2 separate regions of the Homo sapiens genome follow, and region 2 is linked to region 1. A link is a loop called in an ENCODE intact Hi-C map of the cell type or tissue named here. Cell type or tissue: ascending aorta. All regions are shown on one strand.

Region 1 (2,500 bases):
AGAATTAAATGAACGTAAATAAAATGAATAGACAAGGCAGAAGCCTCCATGTCAGCTCCCTCTGCCTTCAGATCCTTCTAAGGGATGTGGGTTCTCGGGAGGGGAAATACACAACACGATACAACAGACATTTGACGACCCTTTAGAGGCTGGTTGTGAATCTGACTACCGGAGGGCTTAAAATATGGCAGTAAGAAGAAAGGAGCTCATGGGACCCTGAAGGGAAACGAGAGCGGGGAATTTGTCTCTTTCATCCACAGTCGTTTCAAAGCATGACACTTGCGGTAACAAAATTGCATTGCGAAAGTACTAGTGTGTTATTATCTCCTCTTCAAGACAGGGACACGTAGACAGGGAATGGCCTCTTCCAATACCAACTTCCAAGTAGCACTGCTGATCCTCCACTGAACGATGGGGGAAAAGCTAGCCTGCTTCTGCGACCTTGCATGAAAATGGAGAAAATTCTTGGTTTCAAAATCTTCTCCTGGCTTGAACCGAAAGTTAAAAAGGGACTTTTCGAATTGCACATTGCGCCTGACCTTACCTACCACTAATGAATAATGGATATCGAGGAGCCGTGGAATGGAGGATCACGGCGGCGTACGGAGCACCGGGGAGGAATCGTGGGGTGCGTAGGCGCCGGAGCGCCCGGGTTCGGCCCGGACCGAAGGCTTGCGCGGTGAAGGTGTGGTGTCTGTGCTCCGGGGAAAGGGCTGTCTCCCCGGGGGACTGTTTCGCAGCGAGGCTTGTTTTGCTCGCAGCTGGGCGCTCCCTGGGGAGCGACTGAGCGCAAGGGCGGGCCGGGAGGCGCGAGGCGAGCACGATGCTCCAGGGCCCCAAGGACTCGTGTGCGTGTGCGTGTGCAAAGTGGGGCGGTGCAGGGCGTGTGCACGGCACGGGCGAGACGCGCGCCGGTGCGGGCGCCGGGCGCCGCCGGGCGCAATTACAGCATAAAGCCCGGGCGCCGCGGGGCGCTGGCCCGGAGAACCCACCGGACGCGCAGAACCGGATCGGCACCCCTCCCGCCAGCACCCTAACGCGGAGCCACAGCGCCCAGGGACCGGAGGGCAGGCGGCGGCGGTAAAGGACACCACGCAAGTCTCCACGTAACCCCCCCGAGCAGTGCAAGCTCCCAGGACTGGCGCGCGTCCCGGCCACTCGGAGCGCGCACCGCTCGCACCCCGGCGCGCTCCCCGCGCGGTGCAGGGAACCACAGCGCGGGCGGGTATTAAGGGGAAAGGAGGAGGCGTGGCCTGGCCGAGGAGCCAATGGGCCGGGAGGGGCGCGCGGGGGAGGAGCTCAGGTGCAGAGTGCCGATTGGCCAGTTCGCCCTCCGGTATGCAGATACGGTGGGAGTCACGTGCTAGGGGCCGGGACGACTTCCTGTTGGAGGCCAACGCGGGGCGGGGAAGGGGGCGCGAGCGCCCCGTCTGGCTGAAGCGGGGGGAGGGGGGTTCTTGTCAGTTAGAGCAACAAGATGGCCGCGGTGGCAGCTCCGCACCTCAGCGCGACGGCCCCGGGAGCCGTAGCCGCCGCCGCCGGCCCCGCCGCCGCGCAGTCTTGAGCGCCGCCCGGGCCGCCCCCTGACAGGGCAGTCCCAGCGCCCGCCGCGCTCCCGCCGCCGTCACCGTCGCAGTAGCCGCGGGCCCGCCCGAGCCGGAGGCGGAGGGAGCGGAGCGGCCCCGCGCCCAGCCGTCCGCAGCTGCCACCGCCGCCGCCGCCGCCGCCTAGGACCCGGACCCCGCCGGAGCCGCATCCCGCCGGGCGTGAGGAGGAGGACGCGTCGCGGCGTTGCCGGGGCCGGACCTGGACCTGCCGGGACGCGCCGCCGCCCACTCGCCCGCGCCGCCGCCGCAGCCGCCGCCGCCGCCCGCGCCGGGACCTGAGTCCGTGGCGCCGGCGCTGAGCGGGCCCCCGCCGCCCGCGCACTCCCGAGGCCCTCGGGCGGTTGTTCGTGCCGCCGCCGCCGCCAGGCCCGCGCCACCGGAGCCCCGCGGAGCCGCCGCCGCCGCCGGGGACGGAGCCCAGGTGAGCGCGGCAGTCCGCCCGCTCCTCGCCGCAGCCGCAACTTTGCCGGGAGGTTCGCGGGCCCTTTGTTCGGCCGAGCCGAGCCGGGGCGGGCGCTGGCCCCTAGCGACCCGCGTGCGGCGCCAGGCCCCGGGCCGGCCGGGTTTGAGGGGAGCGGCGGGAAGCGGCCGGGGCCGGGGCGCGTGTGTGCTAGTGTGAGACGGGGCTGTGCAGACGCCCGGTGTGCATCACAATCAAACGGGAGTGGAATGGAGGGCTGAAGATGGATGTGCCCCCTCCCTTTTAAAACTCATGCAGCGGTGAAATTCGGTCCTTTCCGGGCAGCCCCCCGCAGATTTTGCACTGGTGATGGCAGGCGCGAACCCGCCGTGTTTTGGTGCAGGAGCCCGGTGCCGTTGTTTGGGGGAAGAGAAAAACCCGGGGCGTGCTGCGGGTGGGCGGAGAAGGACCCCTGGGCGCTCTGCGGCTCTGA
Region 2 (2,500 bases), 360 kb before region 1:
GGTGCGGGCTCCTGTCCTCGCCCCGCTGGCTGGTCTGAGGTGGCTCACTGAGCTGGGCGTAGCTTGAAGCCTCCCTTGGTCCCCTCCAGTCAAGACTGGATTTTCCCGCCAGCTCCCAGCCACTGTCCTTCCTCCCCAGGAACCTTCCGCTGTGTTTTTTGCAAAGTCAGGCTCTCCTAACTCTCTCTCACACCCCTTCCTGTTCAGGCTCCAACTTTCTCTGCCCAGAAGCCCTTGCTGGCATTGGTGCCTGTGCCAAGCTTGCTCAGTGGGAGGTGGGTTCACAGCCTCTCACCTCCTTCCCTGCTCGCTGTCCACAGGACTGTCCAAGTAAAGGTTCCCCTCAACACCACCCCTTCCCTCAACCCCGTCCCAGGTCACCACTCAGAATGACAGCGCTAACCCTTTCTACCCTGCTCAAATCCCAACCCTCACCTTCTGGGGCTGCCCCTGCCTGCCCAGATCACCTTCTTGCTGAGAAAATGGAAGCGTTAAACTCTCAATCCTCTTCAAAGCTCATTAGCCAGAGAAAGCTACACATCAAATTGATTTTAATTCTCCGGGTTCTGGCTAACGCAATGACTTCAGGCCACAGGCGGGGAGGGCAGGGTTATTTTTTTGAGGCTTGCTGGTGTCTCTCTGCCCTTTCCTTCTGGCTGGCTCATGATTCTTGCAATGTGACAAGCTCTGCGCAGTCCCAGGGCCAGGACGCAGGGCGAGCCTTGTGCTCCCCAGGGGCAGGATGGGGGCGGAGGGATGGAGGAGGTGCTGAGCCCACAGCAGTCTCCCTTCCCAGGGCCCTACCCAGAAGCTGTCCCGCCACTCATAAAGAGCCTGAAAGATGGAAAGGATCTCTCTCTTATTCTTGTAATATACTTTGCCCAGAATTCATGATGAAATACATTTTCTCCAGAACGTTTTATGCAGTTAATGGTGTAAAATCAAACCGACTGTTGTCAGACCATTCTCAGTGCCTCCCCTAACCCCAGTATTTGTGCTGAAGATGGTGGGAACTCAATTTGCCCTTCCAGAATATCGCAGAGCCTGGCCCCAGCCTGAGCAATGGCAGCTCTCCAGGAGCCTGAGGTCTGAATCTGCCTGGTACAGCATCCTGGAGAGCACGTGCAGACACAGAAGTACTGTGTGCCCTGTGAAATAGTGGGCCAGGTAGGCATTCTGTCCCATCTGTCATGTGCTCCCTCTGTGTGGCTGCCCTGGAGGTTCTGAGGAGGCCTGCGGGGAGGCCCTAGGTTGTTCCAAACCACCTCTATAAATAGCCAGCTTCAGGAATTCACTGGGAGCCAGGCTGTTTTTATAGGCTTGTATCTTCGTTTTTCCAGTAATCCAGCTGAGTGCTTCTGGACCCGGGCCCCCACCAGGGAACTGACAACCCCACATCTGCCACAGGCAGAAAACTTGTGGGGGTCAAGGGAAGCTCTTTCTCTGCCATTTAAGAAGGAATAGTGGGGGCCGGGGCTGCCAGCCCGCTTGGCTCACAACTTTTGGACTGTCTGGCATTGTGGCCAGCACGTGACTGTGGTTATTTGGGGCAAGCAGGGGTGCCCAAGTCCAGACACATCTCCTCCCAGGCCTGTCCCTCACTGACACATCTGGTAAGCATGCGACGGAGAGAACACTGTGTAACAGGAACCAACGCTGGGCTGTCCCAGGCATCCTTTATGGAGAAAAACTCTTTCTATGGGATCTGAATGCTTCTGCTCTTAAATAATCAGTGTGAATTTCTTCTAAGCAGCCAGTGACTAGCCAACAGTTCGAGTAGGGCAAAGTCAATGATGGACTGGATTTCATTTCTCATCAGTGGCATGAGGGGGGTGAACCAGGGGGTCTCCAGTCCCACTTAGACTCAATTCCATAACCTCAACCAAGCACCTGAGCACGCCGGGCACCTGGGGAACCGAGGGACTTGGTACCAGGAGTGGGGCCCACAGGGCCCTGTGAGCGTGTGGTCAGGGGTGGGGAGAAGCCACGGAGGTCGAGGCAGGGTTGTGCTCGCTCAGAGAACCAGATGGCCAAAAGTCCCAGGAAAGCTGGTCTCTATCCATGCTCAACACAGCTTTTCCTTGTGAAGGGAGAGGGAGGAAAGGGATTACCGGCGCCGGGGAGAAAGAGCCCAGAGCCCCGAGGGAGGTGTGGACAGAGCACTCATGAAGATGAGGAAGAGGAGCTTGAGCGCAGGGACAGTGCACAGCACAGTCTGCATCAGAGGAGATGTCTGGGGTCAGACAGAGACTGAGGGGCCTGCCCCTTGGGGCCCGGTGGCCAGGACTTGGTGCAAAAGCCCCCGCCCCCCACAGCCTCCCTGCTCCGAGCCCCTGGCCTTGTGCATCTCCTGCTCTCCTTCCTGAACTAGCGTTGACCTCACATCGCAGCTGCCCTTCCCTGGCTTCATTTATTCAGGAGAGATCTATGGACTACCGCCATGAGGCACGCTCACTCTCTGTTCAGACCTGACGGCGGATCCCGAGCCACGGACCCTGGC

Evidence for each region. Hi-C counts contacts between places; a loop is a spot of excess contacts. Peaks named below come from ENCODE experiments on the same cell type or tissue, not always from the same donor. Only the 100,000 strongest peaks of a DNase experiment are listed, where the experiment ranks them.
Region 2: it touches region 1 in a loop (5-fold over the local background); 10 of 110 quality-filtered maps call a loop at or near these places.

Annotation. Positions count from the first base shown.
Region 1 is chr17:77,957,241-77,959,740 of GRCh38, forward strand. It overlaps TNRC6C (trinucleotide repeat containing adaptor 6C), which reads left to right and starts at 1,463. Exons shown (of 23, transcript NM_001142640.2): 1 at 1,463-2,028. RefSeq lists silencers at 1,078-1,127, 1,148-1,607 and enhancers at 1,280-1,839, 1,840-2,398. In ascending aorta, no CTCF peak of the experiment used is centred here; DNase peaks (open chromatin) are centred at 529, 1,341 and 2,238; H3K4me3 peaks cover 2,386 bases; H3K27ac peaks cover 2,140 bases.
Region 2 is chr17:77,601,047-77,603,546 of GRCh38, forward strand. No RefSeq gene overlaps it. Among named protein-coding and RNA genes, the nearest start is that of LINC01987, 130 kb to the right of the region's middle. In ascending aorta, no CTCF peak of the experiment used is centred here; DNase peaks (open chromatin) are centred at 265, 715, 1,245 and 1,555; H3K4me3 peaks cover 1,543 bases; H3K27ac peaks cover 2,500 bases.